Regions from separate parts of the Homo sapiens genome. Here all the other regions are linked to region 1. Evidence: chromatin loops called from intact Hi-C (ENCODE). Cell type or tissue: IMR-90. All regions are shown on one strand. Each heading gives the region's core, and the rest is flanking DNA. Links, peaks and the distances in the headings are about the cores only.

Region 1 (7,126 bases), core at 726-5,725:
TCAAGGGGCCGATAGCACAATGCTTGCCACGAAAACCGTGAAACATGGTGCACCTAGTCCTTCCCACCCCATCTCAGCCCCGCAGGCAGCTGCCGCAGCAGCACTCAGGCGGCAGATGGCCAGTCAGGCACCAGGTAAAAGCTGTAGCCCCATACCTGTACAGAGGCTGATTATGAGCTGTCTGAGTCACAGGCCAGGACAGCAGGTGGCAAGAAACAGTGGGCGCTCTTTGGTGCCCTTCAGAAGAGAAGATTGATGTGACAGCCCTCTCCCCTTTGTGGAGAGAGTTCTAAGAAAGCAGAGACTAGGTCTGAAAATCTTTGCTTTTAAGGGGAGGGATTAGAACTGCCACATTTAGTTAAGGTGGAAATCAGTGGGGTTTGTTTTTTTTTTTAAACAAAATTGCTAATCCTACTTTTGAATAATGTCTGCTTAGAGCCCTAAAATTATAACCTTTGAAATTCGATCATCGAATAACACTAGCGTCATCTCTTAGTATCTTACAGATTGCAGCTACCCCAAGAGGTAGGTATTTGAATGGCTATTTTGGCTGGGCATAGTGACTCATGCCTGTAATCCCAGCACTTTGGGAGGCTGAGGTGGGAGGATCACTTGAGGCCAGGAGTTTGAGACCACCCTAGGCAACATAGTGAGACCTCATCTCTAAAACAAAACAAACACAAACAAACAAAAAGAATGACCATTTTGTGTTTGAGTAATCTGAAGTTCAGAGAGGTGAAGGTTATCCCACCAATAAGTAGCAGAACCCAGACTCTAACCCTCTGCTCTTTTTCAGTTGAGCATTTTTTCTTCTCCAACTATATCTTGCATGAAGCTTTTTTTTTTTTTCTTTTGAGACAGGGTCTCACTGTGTTGCCTAGGCTGAAGGACACTGGTGCGATCACGGCTCGCTGCAGCCTCCGTGATCTCCCGAACCCAGGTGACCTTCCCACCTCAGCCTCCTGGATAGCTAGGACTACAGGCATGCACCACTACACCAGGCAAATATTTAAAAAATTTTTGTAGAGACAGGATTTCACCATGTTATCCAAGCTGGTCTCAAACTCCTGGGCTCAAGTGATCCACCCGCCTCTACCTCCCAAAGTGCTGGGATTATAGGCATGAGCCACTGCTCCTGACCAAAGCTTTTTTTTTAACATTGTAAAATTTAACTTTTACAGAAGGAAGCGCTAATAAGTCAGTTAGCACTTAACATTTCGTCAGTGGCTTGTCATTATCCCAAACTTTCTACTACTTTCTACGTTAATGTACATTGTACATTAGGATTTTACAGTCTGCGTAGTTGGTCTCAAGGACTTCAGTTATCACTAGTTATCAGTTTTATAAGCTAGTAGTTCTCAACTAGAGGCTGCCCCCACTTCCCTGTCCTCCACCCCTGAAACAGTTGGCAGTGTTGCTGGCATTTAGTGGGTAGAGGCCAGGAATGCTGCAAAAAAAAAATCTTTAAAATGCATAAGACACCCCCACAACAAAGGGTTATCTAGCCCCAAAATGTCAGTAGTGCCAGGGTCAAGAAACAGATATAAGCCAAATATTTTCATTTTAGCTGAGTAAAATTATTTTTTAGATGTATCACTGCTTACAACACTTATCAATTTAGAGTTTTTTTTAAAGACTAAAAAGACATAATAGTTTGATTTAGGAAAAAAGAACTAACATTAAACAGTGATAAGTCAAAAGATTGTAAAGAAAAATTCAAATATTAAAACCTTTATTAAGACATCTAACATATATATTGAAGAACAAAACAAAGATAACTTTTGAGGTACCTTTGGGCTTTCTAAAAATAGAATTCTTTGATCTCTTTAAATATTACTTGGACCAGGTAGAATCTTGCCATTGTGCTGAACAGGCCTGAAATCAAGTTGATCAAGTCAATGATCTGTAAAACGTTAAAATCTATTAGGATTGAGGATTGTTCCACTCAGCAGAAGGTGGTGTGATCTGTATTATCATGTTGGATGCAAAAATTTCTAAGGTATAGGCACCTTTGAATATGAAATATGAAAGATGTGCAGTCGTGGGCAAGATGTTCTGGTCACTTCTTTGAAAGAGGGAATAAAAGAGAATTAACTACAGGTCTGTCATTCTGCTTGTGATAACCACTTTCACCTTGGCCAGTGATGCAGTTAGTAATGAGCCACAAGCTTTGCTCAGGCTTCCTTAATTGCTAATTATAGAATGTCATTAAGTCTTTTGGGATACAATTTACAATTATAAGACGAAAGCTGATGAGGAGGTGTCAGATATATGCCTCTTAGTCTCTTCTCCCATTATTGTCCAAGCTCCATTTTCCACATTTTATTCATTATGCCTTTCTGTCTCACTAGGCCATGAGTTTCTTTAGAGAAGAAACTATAGATACATTTTGTATTCGCAGCCCCTAACACAGAGCCTGGCACATAATAAGCCCATGTTAAAGAAAGACAGTGAATGAGTGGCAGAAATCCTGAGTCTAGATGCTGTTAATCCTCTAGCTCAAGCTGCCCTTTTCCAGGACAGACCAGCAGTGTGGCAGGTGTCTCAGCTCTGTGTAGAAAAGCTGGCCAGAGAATTCTTTTCCCCTACTCTAGTACATTCGATTCAGTTACAGGAAGCCTTGTTCCATCACCTGTGTTAATGGAGTAGGCCAGGTGTTCCTTTGAACACAATGCTGCAAGAACTACCTAGAGTAGATTTCCTTCACATGATAAGGCTCTAATCTGCTTGGGCTCATGTCTTGGTTTTTCATTTATATGTGGCTAGAACTTTTTATCCTTTGCTGGAATTAATATGGTGTTCTCTCTTCTCTGTTTAAATTAGCTGTAAACACTTTGACTGAATCAACGTTGAAGAATGTCCCTCAAGTGGTAAATGTGCAGGAATTGAAGAATAACCCTGCAACCCCTTCTACAGCCATGGGGTATGTTCTGACTGCAGTGTGTTTCAGCCCCTGGCTGCTTCTGTAGTAGCGGTGGACTGCCTGCAGGGAGCAGCAGTGCCACTGTCACAGTCTGGTTTTCCTGCACCGCCTTAGGTTATAAGGGGGGTGGCGGCTAAGCCTGCCTACACAATGCATTTTCAGGAGACTGTCCTTTTTAACTGGCCGGTGACAGTTGCCTCACAAACTTTTAAAGTTTGTCTTGATGCTGTATGCTCAGTTTCTGTTTGCCATGTGTAAGTCTCTGTGTGGTACACATTAGGTGTGCAGGTTGATTTTTTTTTTTTTTTTAATGCCCTAGGGGTTCCAGAGTTGATGCTTTGGGTCTCATGCAGACTTGATTCTGGAAACTGTAATCTCAAGGGTGACACTCTCCTCCCTCACTTCCCTTCTCCAGGCATTTCTGTTCTTCCCATTTCTTTTGCTTTTGTATAAAAGACAGCACCTCTGTTTGGAGACTTTAGCTTCTCTGCCATGCCATGTTTGAGGGCTGGATTGTTGCTGGTGGAGCTCACTTGTTTTTTTGGTGGTGGTGGTGGTTTTGTTGTTGTTGTTGTTGTTGTTTTTTGTTTTTTGTTTTTTCTTAGACAAGGTCTCACTCTTGCCCAGACTGGAGTGCAGAGTGCAGTACGATCATGGCACACTGTAGCCTTAACCTTCTGGGCCCAAGCCATGCTCCCATATCTGCCTCCCAAGTAGCTGCTGGGACTACAGGCACATGACACCACACCCAGCTAATTTTTTAATTTTTTGTAGAGATGGAGTTTTTGCCATGTCACCCCAGGCTGGTCTCAAATTTCTGGGCTCAAGTGATCCTCTCACCTCATCCTCACAAAGTGCTGTGATTATAGGCAGGAGCCACTGTGCCCAGCCTAGCTCATTTGTCTTTAGTCCTCATCTGTGTTCGGAATTCAGGGTGCTGACTCCCTCCCGCTGCCCTGGGCAGGTTCGCAGAACATGCCTGTGCCCTGCTTTGCCCTGCATATTTTGTGACTGTGATCCCTTTAGACCAACCACCATCCCCTGTGGCAAAGGGAAGAGTTGAGGGACATTTCCTCACTTGGAACATGGGGATCTTGAGGACTAGTATCAGATTTCAGGGAGTTAGTGTCTGGTACCCATGATTAGTCTAGCAGCAAGAAGGGCAGCCATAGACCTTGTGGTTCTCCACAGCGTGCCCACCCTCTGCCATTGCACAGAGCAGATCTGCCCACGGTTCTGTTTTCCCTCTCTCAAGTGGCCCTGCCTCACTGGTCCGCTGGCCTCTTTTTTTCCATGTTGTTCTGTTTATCAACACTGCTTGTTTGAGGAATTTTTAGTTATCTCAGGGCCATACTAACAGCCAAAAAACAAGCCTTCTCTATTACTATTTTGTAGTGACCTCGGAGCCTTGGTATGCTGTTTAGACCAAGATGGTATTTGTGGTTGTTGCAAGCTTTTCAAGGGAAAGAACTATGCATTAGAGTTTGGGAATTGTAGCCAGATTCCCAGCATAGGGAAGGCAAGGCAGAATGTTACATAAGATGGGAAAACTCAGCATATGGTACAGGAAGTATTGTCTAGTGTTTCTGAGATATATTAGGTGCTAACCATGTATGAGAAGCACCTTTTGGAGATTCCACTTCTCCTTTTCTCAAGCTTCATTTCCCTAAATGGTTCATCTGAGCTGATCTTTGATGAAGGGTTTGTTCAAGGAGTAATTTTGAGTCTACTCTTTCTGACAAAAAATCTCAGACAACTTAAGAAATCTTGAAGAAACTTTCTGTTCCATTCTCCACAGAATTAGACTCTGGTATAATTATTTCATGTGTATGCCCAGCATGGTGCCTGAAATGTAGAAGCATTCCTTTCAATAATCATTTATTGAATAATAGGTAAACTCTACTCCAAACATAAATTGAAAAGTGAAAATTGGTGTTTACTGCCACCCCTCCCCAGGAAAGATCGAGAGAATATGTTCATTGTAAAATGACTTGCTTTCAGATTCTTTTATGTTTTATTTTTAAAATTATTTTCAGCCAGCTCTCGTGGAACAGATTCTTTTAAACAGTAGTTTCCTAAGTGTATTTTAAGTATTTAATTTTGCAGTTAGCTTTTTCTCAGTGGTATCTACAGAAGATTCATCATAGGATGAGCTTACATATTTCTGCCATTGGTGTACTTTATGTTCATTGGCCTCATCCATTCAGTTCGTTGGAAGAGTGTTTATCTGGCGCCAACCCACAGCTATTCAAATTCCTTTGCAGTGCTCCATCGCTTGATTCAGCAGATTCTTACACAGCGTCTGCTGTGAGCATGATACTGCCCTGGGTACTAGAGATAGGGTAGTTGAATAAGACAAACCAAACAAGAAGACAGCCGGGAAACTGCCAATTACACAAACACTTATTTTGGTGTGCATTCATTCATTTATTCATTCTTTCAACAAATACTTAATGAGCATTTGTTGTATGCCACACAGTATTCTTAGGAGCTGGAGATAAACTACCTGTTTTGTTGTTAACAAAATAGACCAAAAAAACTAACAGACTGATTGTTTGGAGAGACAAACAATAATCAAAATAAATAAGTAAAATATGTAATATATTAGATGGTGATATGGTGTGATGGAGAAAATTAAAGCGGGGGAAAGGTTAGAGAGTATTGTCTGAACATGGGTTATAATTTTAAATAGGGTGGCCAGGGAAGGCCTTCTCAGGAAGGTGACCTTTGAATGAAGAGAGAAAGGCCACACAGCAGGTCTCATTAATATCTCGGAAGAAAGCTCCAAGCACAGGGCCTGTAGCAGGAGCGTGTCTACAAGTTGAAGAGCGAGTCAGGGGGGACCTCTGGTGACGAGAGTAGAGGGAACAAGAGGAAGAATGCTGGGGGAGTAGGTCAGGAAAGACTGTTGGTGGACAGTGTCTGTTTGAGTCCCTGCTTTCAGTTCTTTTGGGTATGTATGTAGGAGTGGAATCGCTGGATTACATAGCTCAAACTGGTTTACAGAGGTGCTGCACCATTTTTCATTCCCAACAGCAATGTATGGGGGTTCCAGCTTCTCCACATCCTCACCAACACTCATTATTGACTATCTTTTTGGTTATAGTCATCCTAGTGGTATAAAATGGTATCTCACACTATCAGTGGTTTTGATTTGCATTTCCCTAATGGCTGGTGATATTGAGCATCTTTTCACGTGCTTATTGGCCAGTTGTATCTTTGGAGAAATATCTATTTAGTTCCTTTGCTCCATTTTAAAATTAGGTTGTCTTTTTATTTTTGAGCTCTAAGTTTCTTTATATAATCTGTATTCAAGTCTCTCATCAAGCATATGATTTGCAAATATTTTCTCCCATTCTTTGAGTTGTTTTTCACTTTCTTGTTGTGTCCTTTGACACGAAAATTTAGTCCAGTTTATCTATTTTTTCTTTTGTTGCTTGTGCTTTAGGTGTCACATGTAAGAAACCATTGCCTAATCCAAGGTCATAAAGATTTACACCGATGTTTTCTTTGAAGAGTTATGTGGTTTTAGCTCTTATATCTAGGTCTCTGATCCATTTGGAGTTAATTTTTGTAAATGGTGTGAAGTAGAGATCCAACTTCATTGTTTTGAATGTGGATATCCAGTTGTCCCAGCACCACAACATATCTTTTCCATCCTTTTATTTCAACTTATTTTGTCTTTATATTTAAAATGGGTTTCTTGTAGCACAGCAATGTGAATGTACTTAGTATCACTGAACTACATGTGCACTTAAAAATGGTTACTTTTAAGATGGCAGATTTTGTTAAGTGTATTTTACCACAATAAACAAAAATAATTTAAAAAAATAAAATGGATTTCTTATAGATTAGGGGTCCCCAGCCCTGGGCTGCAGACCAGTACCGGTCTGTGGCCTCTTAGGAACTGGGCCACACAGCAGGTGAGCGGCAGGCAAGTGAGCATTACCACCTGAGCTCCACCTCCTGTCAGATCAGCGGCAGCTTTGGATTCTCATAGGAGCATGAACCCTATTGTGAATTGCACATGCAAAGGATCTAGGTTGCATGCTCCTTATGATAATCTAACTGAATAAAATATAAAATTATAGCCTGATGATCTGAGGTGAAACAGTTTCATCCTGAAACCATCCCCCTCCGCTGTCCGTCTGTGGAAAAAATTGTCTTTCACAAAACCAGTCCCTGGTGCCAAAAAGGTTGGGG
Region 2 (7,126 bases), core at 847-5,846, 50 kb after region 1:
TCTCTCTGCTGCAGAACTCGTATTGGTTCTGGGAGAGCTTTTTCTATTGAAAGAGGGGACTGGAAGTCCCGAGCAGAAGGAAGGGCTGCTGTGAATAGAGGAACTGCCTTCCTGTCCAGGCATCAGGGCACTTTTTGCTTTAAGAGAGATTTTAAGTTGATGATTTGGATGGGTCTTTGAAAAATTCCAAAAGTATCTATCCTCCCTTCAGTAAAATTGCATTATAAAATTATCCTGCTGGAGGTCATCCGGGGAGAGGACAGGAGGAAGGTGGGATGGACTGAAGATGGCCTTGCTGCCCACCATGGTCAGTGGTCTACACCCTGCTGTCTCGCTAAAGTGTTAGATTTGGAGGGAGGCAGGCAGGGGATGAATGATGGGGAAGATGAGAGGTGGGCGTTTGAGTCGCACAGACCTTGTTCCAGTCCCAGCTCTAGCACCCATCAGCTGGCTGAAGTTGGGACAAGTGGCATATTCTCTAAGTCTCAGTTTCCTCCCCTGTGATGTAAGGATCCCAGGCTTATTGGGAAGATTTAAGAAAACTGCTGTGAAGCACCTGGCATATAGTGGGCCCTCAATAAATCAGAAAGTTTATCATCATTGATTATTAGAAAATTTGTTTCTTCTGGAGAAGAAATTTATGAAAATACGGCAACTGATAAAATCAAACCCCTCCTGCCATCAGGAGAGAGTTGCCTCTTTAAGCCAGAGTGACTGTTTTCTTCCTGTTTAATTTGGCTGTGACCCAGGTGTGTTGTTTGGGGGCTTTTTCTCTCTGTGTATATTTAACCGCCACCCCTCCCCTGTCCAGTTTATTTTCTGTATCATCATGACTTCCCATTTTTCACTCACCTTCCACCAAGAAGTCTAAGCAATATTGATACAAGGTACTAGATAGCGCCCTGCATGTCTAGGAAGAAAGTGTAACTAGATCTGTGATCAGTCTTAAATAATTCAACTGTAAGGGTTTTTTAGCACTTTTTTTTTTCCAGTCTGTTATATTTATAACCCAACAGTCTCCATTATCATGGCTTGGAATTTCACTCAGTGTTTTAACATGCGGAATGTTAACCCAAACACGAGCCTTAGCAAAAAAGTATCTTCTCAGTTGTGCAGCCTACCACTGTTAATGGCAAATAGGCACATGAGTGAATCACAAAATAACAGTTAACTGAGGGATTCAGCTGACAACTTTTCATACCCAGGATTTGATCTTTCCTGATTCAGATGGCAGAAGCTTGTGTTGTGATTACATAAACAATAAGAAGTCTGGATTTCATCCCTCTAACAACAGATTGACTTTCTGAAAGGGGAGAAAAGGCTTGTCGCTAGGCCACCATTACTCCCGCTAGCACGCAGTTCATAGGCCAACACTCACCTTAAGAAGTACTCCCTTTAGAGGGTGCTCCCAGTTAGAGCACATTTCTTATGCCATTCTATTCCATTCATTCAAGAAGACACTCACTGAGTGTCTATTCTAATACTTTAGAATGATTTCAGCAGTATCTTGGAAGTTTGGGAACCCGCATCAGGAATAGCTCAGGAGAGGATGTTTTGTCTTCCTGCCTGACAGGCATCACCAGCAATCAGAGTAGGGTGCCCTGTGCGTGACCTGACCCTTGTCTGTGTGGCCACCTGTGTGGTGCTGCCCTCTGGCAGCCTGAGCCCACTGGGCAGCAGTGTTGGCAACGTTGCAGAAGGCATCTGAACTCTAGGGCTGTCCTCACTGTTGACTTATTATTTTATTAGATTTATGCAGCAGCCTGCCTCCAAAGAAGAAATTTGGTGTGTTTTTTCATTGGGAAGTAATTCCAGACTGCAGGAAAAAAGCATTTAAAAAAAAAAAAACAAACCTCCACTGAGCGAGAGAAAGGGAGACTCTGATGAGAGACGTAGGAGCCATCAGGCTGTAAATAAATAAAAAGCACCTGGCTGGGCGCCAGCATACACGTCTCTGTCTCTGCTATGACCCAATTCAGGGATTCTCCCTGAGAGGAGGTTTTGAGCCTCTGATTTTATAATTTGGGTTTCTATGAAGCTGGATGTCTTGCCTGTGTACTGATAAGTAATATAGTCTGTCATCTTTTGTCAGCTAGGTAGGGATTGGAGTTTTTGAGAATGGTTTTTCACTCCAAACAGCTCAGAGGACCTGGGAGGGGTGGAAGGTGCACCGAGTGGGCTCTTGGAGGTCTGCTCACACGGCTTCACAGTGACTTCACAGGGTCTGCAGGAGCTCTCCTGAGTGGACCCCAGAGCCCTCTGCTAGGAATGGAGGGGAGTGGTTTGGTTTGAGGGCTTTTGTTTTGTTGTTTTCATTACTATTTTCTTGATAGAAGGGCGGGGGGGAGGGGGGGTGTTGCCCTTTACTCTAGTTCTTGCATTTGAATTGCTAACATCCTCTTTTCCCTTTTTTCTTCCTATTTTGATTTGGTTTCTCATTGCTCAATGTCTTCTCTTCCTGTCTCCTCCTTTCTTTCTCCCTATTTCTGTTTGTTTGCCTCTGTTTTGCTCAGGTGGCTTCGGTGCTGCTCCAGTGTTTGGCAGCCCTCCTACTTTTGGGGGATCCCCTGGGTTTGGAGGGGTGCCAGCATTCGGTTCAGCCCCAGCCTTTACAAGCCCTCTGGGCTCGACGGGAGGCAAAGTGTTCGGAGAGGGCACTGCAGCTGCCAGCGCAGGAGGATTCGGGTAAGCCCCCTGGGGAGGGCCCTTGGGAACCCACACGCCAGCCAAAAAGCACTAGGGGCCTGTACTCTTGCTCTGAAAAGAAATTTGACCATGAGGTGAAGGCCCCTCCCTTGAAATTTGTGAACAACTCCCTCAAGGATTCCTGTACCTCTCCAGGGTAAGACTCATTTCGTTCAAGCCAGGCTTTGTTGAATTCATGGTGGACCTCAGCTGTGTTGCTGTTCCCTGGTATGAGAAATGCTGGTCATCAGAGCCCCTGTTCTCCTGCTGGGGCTAAAGGAAGGCACCAGCCCTGCCTTAACTACTGCTTTGTAGCCAAGAGGTGCCCCGGTGTGGAGCTTCTGTTAGGAAGTCCTCAATGAATGGTTTTCACCAGATTCTTTCCTCTTGGGATTATTCTGTGTTAGACCCGTTGTCCTTGAACAAACAACTCCCTGTGTCCCCTGCTCCCCTGCAGCCCCCCAGAGTGAGTATTCAGTTGCACAGGTCCTCCCGTGGGAAGATCCTGGATGATCAGGGATTTCGAAGCTGCTCTCATTGCCTCGTGTGCGTCTGCACTGGAAAAGGCCATTTTTAGGGAGTCGCTTTTAAGGGCAGAATTTCAGTGTGGTTGCCAAAACCCCAAGGGAAAAAAACCTTCACCACACCACAACATCCCAATTTAAAAAATGTACACGGGATGACTACCAAGTCTCTTGTTCAAAGGAGGTGTCGATGCCTGAAAGGAGTTCTAAAACGCCTCTTGCCGCAGTACTGGGCTCAGCATGAGCTGAAGGTTTGGGGGAGGGGAGATGATTTTGTCTAGGGGAATTGTTGAGATACTTGGATCTGAGTCTTGGCAAGATGACAGCATCTTTATCTTGAAAATAAACTATAGTATGTTCTTACTCACACCCTTCCCCTCCGTGCAAGATGCTGGAGCGCAGCAGCAGGAGTGAGAGGGTTGGCGTGCTGCTTCTCCTGTTTCACGGGAGACTGATGCCTTAGGTTTGCCCTCAGGAAACCCCAAGAATTAAAGTTAAGGAAAGCTTTGAAAGGACAGTTAGAGACCCACTTAGGCTGGTATTCTCAGAGGTCTTAATGGATGCTGTTCTCTGCAGTGATGAACCAGCACACAGTACCACAGAGTTGGTAGAAGGTTTGGGTTGGCTGGGTATCTTGTGAATTGATTTATTTATTTGAAACCAGCTGTTTTCTTTACTAGTAGAAAAGTATATTCTGCCTTGGGGCGGCTCTCACACAAATCCCGATTGGCTGGTTAGTCAGTCCTAAAAAAGGTTAATGCCAGGTCAGTTATTAAATCTCCATAAGAGCCCATTACCTTCTTCCAGGTCCCTGGCCATGAGCCTGTCTCCGACCCTGAAGGGCAGGCTGTTGCTGATGAGGCCCAAGGCAGGAGGAGGAAGGGAGCAGGCCGCTCCTGGGAGAAAGTCCAATGAGAGCAGATCCCTTGGCCACCTTTGTATGGAAAGAGCCTTGACCTCACCATTAAAAGTGAATAGAATGGTGGGAAGGCAGAGTTTTAGATACTTTTTCTTGCTTTGGGGTTGATTCTTGCCCCCAGGTGCTGCCCCTTCTCCCAGAAACCACTGATCCGTTTCCCTCACCTAGTCACCTCCAGACCCCAGAAGCTCTCCCCAACCCAGCCGAGTTCCTCTGCAAACAATTCAAGGGGCTCTGATAGGTCACACAGTGCCACCTTGTGTGCTGGACCATATCTGGAGGGAGAACTGAGTGAGGGGGCACAGGGGATTGTCTCCAGGTGGGGCGAGCAGGGGAAGGAAAATAGTGGCCACTTTTACATTGGTTTGGGTAGTAATTATTGATTCAGGAAGCAAATACAAAATCCTGAATGAAATGACTTGGAAAAAGTAAATAGAATCAAGATCCCAAGAGGAGCTGAAGATAAATAAATGGGAGCAGGATGTGGGGGAATGGTCGGTAAGTGAGAAATGCTAAAATGATAGAATAAAGCTTAAGGATTGTTGGAGGTAGAGCAGGAACTGTGTACTGCATAGTTCCCAAATGCCCTGGTGTTCCAATGGGGGATGGAAACTAAAACACTGGCCAGGTTGGATTTCATACTGTAGTCCTGCCATTTTTCTTCCTAGAGCAGAGATAAAAGTTGGCCCTGGGCGATAGCTCATTCTCTCTGAAAGGCTGCTAGTTAGGCCCAGCCTGTCACCCTGGATCATGAGTGTCGTGTGTATTGGGACTTACAGCAGGGGGCTGAGGCTTGCAGATGGGCAAGTGGTGAGAGGCCCCACTGACCTCAGTCTGTTTCTCACTGGAGCGCAGGTTTGGGAGCAGCAGCAACACCACATCCTTCGGCACGCTCGCGAGTCAGAATGCCCCCACTTTCGGATCACTGTCCCAACAGACTTCTGGTTTTGGGACCCAGAGTAGCGGATTCTCTGGTTTTGGATCAGGCACAGGAGGTAAGCTGCCACAAGTTCTCCCCTCACAAGCAAAATGGGTCCCTCTTGCCTTCTCCCCCAAAGAAATGAGTATGTTTTACCTGACCAGTCTGTTTAGTATTTTAAAAGCTGACTGGGCACGTGGTTCACGCCTGTAATCCCAGCACTTTGGGAGACCAAGGCAGGAGGATCACTTGAGCCCAGGAGTTTGAGACTAGCCTGGGCAACATGGCAAGACTCCATTCTCTACAAAAAATGTTAAAATTCGCCAGACATGGTGGCACACACCTGTGGTCCCAGCTACTCGGGAGGCTGAAGCAGGAGGATCACTTGAGCGCTGCAGTGAGCTGTGATTGCACCACTGCACTCCAGCCTGGGTGACAGAATGAGACCCTGTCTCAAAATAAATAAATATGTAACATACTGAAAGTGGTTGAAACATATATATATATATATATTTTTGAGACGGAGTCTCGCTCTGTTGCCCAGGATGGAGTGCAGTGGCACAATCTCGGCTCACTATAAACTCCGCCTCCCGGGTTCACGCCATTCTCCTGCCTCAGCCTTTGAGTAGCTGGGTCTACAGGCGCCCGCCACCAGGCCCGGCTAATTTTTTGTGTTTTTAGTAGAGATGGGGTTTCACTGTGTTAGCCAGGATGGTCTCCATCTCCTGACCTCATGATCCACCCACCTCGGCCTCCCAGAGTGCTGGGATTACAGCACCTGGCATATATATTTTTTTTTAGGTTTTAGTTAGACTTAGAACACTGTGTCATTTCTTACCAAAGAAATTACTGTCTTGATTTCCTCTCAGGATTTGAGAAGCCCAAAATAATAATGGTCTTACTAGGCCTTGGTTTAAAAAATCTAAGCCAGCAGACTCAAAAAAAAAAAAAAAGGCATAGAAACTTCACAAAACATCTTGCATTTGTTTAACACTCTGCTTCTTCAGATGGCAGAATATGTGTCTTCCATTTTGTTCTTGCAGTAAACTGACAAGGCACAGAATTTAGGTATCATTACAATTGTACCCGTGAAGAAACAGAAACTCCAAGGAACTAAGTGTTAGCAGTTAGCAGTAGAACCAGGCCTAGAATCCAGCCATCTTGCTTCTCTGGCCCCCAAAAAGAAGAGGAAGCAAATGGATGGAAAAACAACAACAGCAAAAAAAAAAAAAAAAAAAAAAGGTTTTCCTAATGAATGGATCTATGTGGTCCAGTACAGCTGAGAGGCCAAGCCAGAGACCCTCTGCCTACAGCTGGGGCCGAGGAGGGAGGAAGAACCCTAAAATACCAAGAAGATAACTCATAAAAAGTAAAGGATTTTTTCTGCCTTCTGGGGGATCTGAGTAGCTCCAGAGGACAAACTCAGAATAAAGGGGCTTCTGTGTGTACCTTTCCTGCCTTCCTGTAGGTGGTGGAGGCACGGAGGGCTTCCCACAAGAAGCACAGAGGAGGGCAGACACTTAGCATGGGGACCACCTTTGTCTTTCGAGTGGATGCGTGCTTTAACTTCACTCTTATTCTGCTTTTCAGGGTTCAGCTTTGGGTCAAATAACTCGTAAGTATCCCCCTTTTTGAGTCTCACCTTAATTAAAAGCATTAAATAAGGTTGGAAGTGTGTGGATCTTGCTGGATTTGTGCATTTTCTTTTCGTTTTTTCCTGTTTTTAGAGTTTGTCCTGGAAGTGTGGGGGTTCAGCAGCAGGGTTTGGGTTTTGTGGACTTGCTCTTCTCTGTAGCAATATGGCAGGAGGTGCCAGGCCTCGCCTTCTTAAGAGGCGTGGTTCAAAGAGAAAAGAGCACGCCTGCCAGTGAGCTGGGCCTGAGGGCAGCGCTGAGGAGATGCTGCTCCTGACTTCCCTGGAGGTTTCTCAGAAGCTGCATGCTAACCCCTGGGCTCTGGGCCATCACCAGGTCTCATGTGTTGATCCACCCTCTGTGCTTCTGTGTAAAATTTCATGGCGTTAAAATTCAGTCTTAGCCAGGTGGGTGGTTCACGCCTATAATCCCAGCACTTTGGGAG
Region 3 (7,126 bases), core at 692-5,691, 150 kb after region 1:
AATATAATTAGACTCATAGCAAGATCATGCAGCTGCAGTCAGCCATGATGGTGCCACTGCACCCCAGCATGAGCAACATGGCAAGACCCCATTTCTACTAAAAATCAAAACATAGCCCAGCATGGCGGCATGCACCTACAGTCCCAGCTACTCAGGAGGCTGAGGTAGGAGGATTGCTTGAACCCAGGAAGTTGAGGCTGCAGTGAGCCATGAATGCACCACTGCACTCCAGCCTGGGTGACAGAGCAAGACTCTGTCTCAAAAAAACAAAAAACAAGAATCAACCTAACCTCCAGGCCCCTCAGGTGGAAAGGCCAAGGGAATCCATCCAGGTATAGCCCAAGGCTCTGAGTCCGGGAAAGGATGGGGTAGTTTGTAGGGCAAAGGTCCTTCTGCCTCTGACCTGGTTCCTGGATAGCTTTGCCAAGAGGGGCCAGGTCAGGTCTCTCACGGGAGGGATCAGCAGCCCCTCACTCTTCAATGATCACATTCAAAATCTACGTGGGGGGTTGTGTTGAGATCTCAAAGGGGAGAAGGAGGAAGCCTCCATGCACTCCAGGGGGAACGGAGACCCTCAACCTTGTTCCATCTCCCCTTCCTTCCTGCCCCAAACCCAAGCAGCTGCAACATTCCACTCCACGCCCAGCAGGCACGGGGTCCGGCTAGGATTCTGTTTCTTGGGAGAGACGGGCCACGGGACTGCGTCCTGGTTTTCAGGGGCCTGGGGCGCCTGACTCTACCACCCGCGCTGTGGAGGCCGAGGCAAGGCTCGCCTGCAGATATGGGCTTGTGTTTGTTCTGTTCCTGGAAGACATGCGCTGCCACCGAGTCACTGGGCTTTTGACTCAGCTGTGTTTCCTCCTGCAGATGAACCCAAACCCAGGCTTTGGAGTCAGCAGAGCCAGCTGGGGCATCAGCCTCCCACTGGCGTCTGTGTGACTTTGGGCAATTCTCTTGACCTCTCTGAGCTTCGGTTTTCGGTCTCTCTGAAATGGGAGGAACCAACTAGACCAGCGTCTCAATCCCTGGACTCAAGCCTTGGACATCTCAAGTGGGTGAGTCCTTTCCCTTTTTGGCTGCAGAGTTGGAGCTGGGCTTCGGTTACTTGTAACCAGCACAGCTGAGTGCAGGTGGGTTGCTCTCTGCAAATGGCTGTGGAAATGAAGTGTATGAGCTTTAACCAGGGTGGGACTCAGAGGGCTCATGGGGTAACGGGCTGTTCCCCACTCCACACCCAGGAAAGGGGAAAGCCCAGTGGCCCCTTGCATTCTGGCTTCAAGTCCCTGCACAAAGCACAGTAAGAATAGCTCCCACTGATGGGAGCCCACTAGGCCATTGTTGACACTTCCCCGAACTCTCCAAGTGGGCTGTTATCATCTCGGCTCGCTAAGCAGAGTCAGGAGGTGGCTGAGCTGCAATTCTTGCTAAGAGACCACAGAGGTCCAGAAGTGGATTAATCATAATCTTTGGGTCATCACAACTCTCATTAATGAGCCATGCTGCTTTAGGTGTTTGCTTTTAAGATGGTTTTTTTGGCTCACGCCTGTAATCCCAGCACTTTGGGAGGCCGAGGTGGGTGGATCATGAGGTCAGGAGATCAAGACCAAGGTGAAACCCCGTCTCTACTAAAAATACAAAAAATTAGCTGGGTGTGGTGGCGGGCGCCTGTAGTCCCAGCTACTCGGGAGGCTGAGGCAGGAGAATGGCGTGAACCCGGGAGGCGGAGCTTGCAGTGAGCCGAGATTGCGCCACTGCACTCCAGCCTGGGCAACAGAGTGAGACTCCGTCTCAAAAAAAAAAAAAAAAAAGATGGTTTTTTGTGCTTTTTTTTTTTAAGAGATGAGGTCTCCCCCTGTCACCCCTGCTGGAGTGCAGTGACACGATCCTAGTTCACTGCAATCTCAAACTCCTGGGCTCAAGCAATCCCCTGACCTCAGCCTCCCGAGAAGCTACATTGAGTCTCTAGATCAGTTTATGAAGAACTGACATCTCTGTAATATCAGGCTTTCCTGTCCTTAAGAATGGGTTATCTCGGCCGGGCGTGGTGGCTCATGCCTGTAATCCCAGCACTTTGGGAGGCCGAGGTGGGTGGATCACGAGGTCAGGAGTTCAAGACCAGCCTGGTCAAGATGGTGAAACCTCGTCTCTACTAAAAATACAAAAAAATTAGCCAGCCGTGGTGGCAGGCGTCTGTAATCCCAGCTACTCAGGAGGCTGAGGCAGAGAATTGCTTGAACCCAGGAGGTGGAGGTATAATTGCCTGCCTAATTCTTGCCTACGTTTCATTATACTTATTCTTAGGTACTTATTATAATTTTCATACTCTTGTGAACATTATCCTTTTTTTTTCAAGGATATTTTCCAATTGTTTCTTCCTGGTATACAGAAATGAAATTAGTTTTTGTATATTTTTCTTATATCTAGGTATCTTGCCAAACTCTCCCTCTGGGGTTCCATATAGCTGGTAGTATCTGAAAATAATGTGTTTTATTTTCTCTTTCCCAATCCTTATGTTTCGAATTTATTTTTTCTAGTCTTAATGTTAGAGTGGAAGCTCCAATACTCTGTTGAACAGAAGTGATAATAGCAAACAGAACATTCTTGTTTCCAGTCTCAGAAGGAATGCTGCTAATGTTTATCCTCCCATTTCCGACTTGCCAAGAGGCTTAATCACAAATTTATGTGAACTTCTAAAAATACTTCCTCAGCATCTATTAAAATGATCCTGTAGTTTTTCCTCCTTTCATCAGTTAATACGATAAGTAACACTGATAGACTTTTCTTTTTTTTTTTTTTTGAGACGGAGTCTTGCTCTGTCACCCAGGCTGGAGTGCAGTTGCACCATCACAGCCCACTGCAGCCTCAAACTCCTTGACTCAAATGTTCCTCCCACTTCAGCCTCCCAGGTAGCTAGGGTTACACGAGCATGCCACCATTCCAGGCTAATTTTTTTTTTTTCATTTTTTTAGAGACAGGAGTTTCACTGTGTTGCCCAGGCTGGTCTCAAACTCCTGGCCTCAAGCAGACCTCCCACCTCAGCATCCCAAAGTGCTGGGATTACTTGGTGTGAACCACCATGCCTGGCCCCACCCTTTCTATTATTGATAATGCTTTTAAAGTATAAGACAACTTTGCCTCATATCAAAATATATCTTTATATCTTTTTATATATATATATAATAGATAGATAGATAGATAGATAGATAGATAGATAGATAGGCTAGGCGTGGTAACTCACGCCTGTAATCCCAGCATTTTGGGAGGTTAAACGGGCAGATCACTTAAACTCAGGAGTTGGAGAGCAGCCTGGGCAACATGGTGAAACTATGTCTCTGAAAATTATTTTTAACCTTTTTGGATCCTTAAATTTTTGGTGAGCTCTCTTTTTGTGTGTGTGCAGATCTCTTTTAAGCTTCATCAATCTGGAATTTTTTTTTCCTACCCAGTCTCTGAATCTCTTACTTATTGATTTACAGACAGGGTCTCAGTCTGCCACCCAGGCTGGAGTGCGATGGTGCAATCACAGCTCACTGCAGCCTCCACCTCCCACTTCAGTCCCCTCTGTGCCTGGGACGACAGGCATGCACCACCATGCCTGGCTAATTTTTGGGTTTTTTGTTTGTTTTGTTTTGTTTGAGACAGGGTCTAGTTCTGCCACTCAGGCTGGAGTGCAGTGGCGTGACACAGCTCACTACAACTTCTGCCTCCTGGGCTCAAGCAATCCTCCCATCTTGCCTCCCGCGTAGCTGGGACTACAGGCATGCGCCACCACACCCAGCTAACTTTTGCAATTTTTGTAGAGACAGCGTTTTGCCATGTTGCCCAGGCTGGTCTCGAACTTGTGAGCTCAAGCAATTCACCCGCCTCAGCCTCCCAAAGTGCTGGGATTACAGGCATGAGCCCCCATGCCCAACCAGTTTTTTGGTTTTTGTTTTGAGACAAGGTCTAGTTCTGTCACTTAGGCTGGAGTGCAGTGGCATGACACAGCTCACTGCAATTTCTGCCTCCTGGGCTCAAGCAATCCTCCCGTCTTGCCTCCCACGTAGCTGGGACTACAGGCATGCACCACCACACCCAGCTAATTTTTGCAATTTTTGTAGAGACGGCATTTTGCCATGTTGCCCAGGCTGGTCTCAAACTCGTCAGCTCAAGCAGTTCACCTGCCTCAGCCTCCCAAAGTGCTGGGATTACAGGCGTGAGCCACAGTACCCAGCCAGTTTTTTGGTTTTTGTTTTGAGACAGGGTCTCGCTCTGTCACCCAGGCTGGAGTGCAGTGGCACAATCTCAGCTCACTGCAGCCTCGACTTCTGGGGCTCAGGTGATTCTCCCACCTCAGCCTCTTGAGTAGCTGGGATCACAGACGCACGCCACCATGCCCACCACGCCTGTGGCGGTGTTGCTGTGGGAACCTGGCCTCTGACCTCCCAGCCCACTGATACCTGCCAGGCCAGACCAGTTTCCTCCTCTCAGGACCTTTGGTTGGCCACTGCCCTGGGCCCAGATCCCACCTCTGTGCCCAGCACCTGACCACCCACGCTTTCTTCTTCAGCCACTGTGGAGCGGCTCACATTTCTTGATTTATCTCCTGTTTGAATTGGGGAGGGGGCCGTTTCCATGAACTCTCCTTTCCGTAAGACCAACAATGCTTCAAAAAATATGCTCATCCCGGGTCAGGTGGAGGGAGCAGGTGTGTCCCTCAGGGCTCCCACAGTCATGACTCAAAAGCTGAGGCCCCTGAAGCACTGAAATCTGAGCCACTCATGTGCAACTCAAAGCCGGTGCCCCTCCGCTGTTTCCCAGGCTTCTCACTGTTGGGTGACTCTGCTGTGACACCTTAGGGGCTGGTGATGTGTCGGGAGCTGTTTCCCCCCAAGCTGAGGGGCGTGGCTGGCTTTGTTTCTAGAGTCCTCCCGGTCCCCCTCAAAAGCCTCCCTGCACCAGCCTTGCTCCCAGACCCTCAGAAGTATGTGGTGCTGTGGCCTCTGCGTGCCTCGCTGGGCTGAGCCGGCACCACCTTCCCCGTCTGCTGCTTCTGGTTTACCAACGGCTGGAAAGACAAGGCTCCAGGCTCGAGGGTTTGTGCAAAGGGAAGTGGAGTCTACACAGGGTCTGGCAAGCTCCTCTGTGATCAGGGGGACCTTGGAGGGCATGGCACAGGCTGCTCTTTGCATCTTGCCTTGGCCATGAGTGGTTCATGAATCCATTTGAAGGCATGAAAATGTGGCACCAAGAATGCACATGTTGAGGTCAAACAGCCTGGGATCCAACCCTGTTCTTCTGCTTAGGCTGGTGTGACCCTAGACAAGTGATTTCATTCATCTAAGCCTCGGTTTCTTCATCTGTACCATGGGAATAACAACTGTATCTTGTTCTCAGAGTGCTGATGAGGATTGAGTGTGCTTATCCATGTAAAGAGACTGGCTATGCCTGCTGTTTATTCATTTACTTATTTATTGAGATAGGGTCTCACTGTGTCACCCAGGCTGGAGTGCAATGATGCAATCTCGGCTCACTGCAACCTCCATCTCCTGAGCTCAAGTGATCCTCCAACCTCAGCCTCCAGAGTAGCTGGGACCACAGACATGCGCCACCGTGCCTGGCTAATTTTTTGTATTTTTGGTAGAGATGGGGTTTTCAGGGAAGGTCTCGAACTCCTGAGCTCAAGCAATCCGCCCACCTCGGCCTCCCAAAGTGCTGGGATTACAGGCATGAGGCACCATGCCTGGCCACCTGCTGTTTAATTAGTGCTAAGTGTGTGTATGTGTGAGTGTGACTGTGTGTGTGTGTGCGTGTGCGTGTATGTGGCCCACAGAGAGAGTTTCAGCAGTACCCACCAGGGCCAGCTCTATACTAAGCCCTTGACACACACTGCCACATGAAGAAAGAGCTTCCAATATCTATCATTAAGGATGAGAAAATTGAGACTCAGCAAAGCTTACTGACTTTTCCAACATCCAACCCAGCCACCTGATTTGTGTCTCCAAATCCTCAACCACCCACTATCAAGCCTGACTCATCAAGTATTGCACGAGGGAAATGGATTTTCTACAAAATAAGAAAACCCAGGCTGAGTAGTGGCTCACACCTGTAATCTCAGCACTTTGGGAGGCCGAGGCGGGTGGATCACGAGGTCAGGAGATCGAGACCATCCTGGCCAACATGGTGAAACCCTGTCTCTACTAAAAATACAAAAATTAGCCAAGCATGGTGGTGCGCGCCTGTAGTCCCAGCTACTCGGAAGGCTGAGGCAGGAGAATCGCTTGAACCCGGGAGGCGGAGGTTGCAGTGAGCCGAGATCACACCACTTCACTCCAGCCTGGTGACGAGCGAGATTCCATCTCAAAAAAAAAAAAGAAAGCCTGAGCCTTCAGGCCTGCATTCTGGCTCGTTTATTCTTTCACCAGCTGGAGTCCTCCCCCGTGGCAGGTGCTGGCTGAGCCTGGGGAGAGCAGGCCACACGGGGGAAGGTGCTTTGAGACCCTCCCCAGAAGAATCCTCCAGCCTCTGGCTAAACCCCCAGCCACCTTCACCAGCCACATCCAGGCTCCTGGGAGCAAACACGAGCTCTCTTGGCTTCCTAAGAACCAGTTGTCCCTGTCCCCACCTACCCTCACCCCAGCAGTGCAGGGAGGGGGTCCCCTCCTGAGAAGGGTCACATTCTAGGCCTGAGGGCGGCCAAGCCAGCCCAGTGGTGTTTTCTCAAGCTGCCTGAAGAAACAAGTCCAGCATCTGGCCTTCCTGCTGTGATAATCCTCTTCCTGCCCCTGCGCCCCCTCCCCACTTGGCCGGAAAGCGGCAGGCTTTCTCTTCCCCTCCTTACAAGGGAGGCCTGGCTGGAATGTGTCCCTTGATAACGGGGCTCGTGAGGGGCTTGGCATAGAATGGGCTGCCTGCTGTGGGCTCTCAGACACATGTGGGGCTGACTGATAAGGGCCCTGCTGGCCTTCTGCGCTGAGGCCCCATTTGACAAGCTGTGGGCAGGATTTGAAGAGGGGTCAGTGTTCACAGAGTACCCTGGAATCCATCAAATGTGCAGGGAGCGGGCTGGGCACAGTGGCTCATGCCTGTAATCTCAGCACTTTGGGAGGCTGAGGTGGGTGGATCACCTGAGGTCAGGAGTTCAAGA

What was found. Hi-C counts contacts between places; a loop is a spot of excess contacts. Peaks named below come from ENCODE experiments on the same cell type or tissue, not always from the same donor. Only the 100,000 strongest peaks of a DNase experiment are listed, where the experiment ranks them.
Region 2: a loop joins it to region 1, with 2.5 times the contacts of the local background. A loop is called at or near these places in 13 of 110 quality-filtered maps.
Region 3: a loop joins it to region 1, with 6 times the contacts of the local background. A loop is called at or near these places in 103 of 110 quality-filtered maps.

The regions. Positions count from the first base shown.
Region 1 is chr9:131,175,488-131,182,613 of GRCh38, forward strand. It overlaps NUP214 (nucleoporin 214), which reads left to right. Exons shown (of 36, transcript NM_005085.4): 23 at 1-134; 24 at 2,824-2,923. Among named protein-coding and RNA genes, the nearest start is that of NUP214, 53 kb to the left of the region's middle. In IMR-90, for the core only: a CTCF peak has its summit at 2,985 (motif pointing right); DNase peaks (open chromatin) are centred at 2,984, 4,354 and 5,154; H3K27ac peaks cover 1,589 bases.
Region 2 is chr9:131,225,647-131,232,772 of GRCh38, forward strand. It overlaps NUP214 (nucleoporin 214), which reads left to right. Exons shown (of 36, transcript NM_005085.4): 33 at 2,514-2,685; 34 at 4,984-5,123; 35 at 6,638-6,662. Among named protein-coding and RNA genes, the nearest start is that of FAM78A, 47 kb to the right of the region's middle. RefSeq lists enhancers at 1,162-2,161, 2,162-3,160. In IMR-90, for the core only: no CTCF peak of the experiment used is centred there; a DNase peak (open chromatin) is centred at 3,545.
Region 3 is chr9:131,324,585-131,331,710 of GRCh38, forward strand. It overlaps LOC105376299 (a long non-coding RNA gene), which reads left to right and starts at 286. Exons shown (of 4, transcript XR_001746959.3): 1 at 286-1,055. RefSeq lists an enhancer at 5,543-6,497. In IMR-90, for the core only: no CTCF peak of the experiment used is centred there; a DNase peak (open chromatin) is centred at 2,627; H3K27ac peaks cover 312 bases.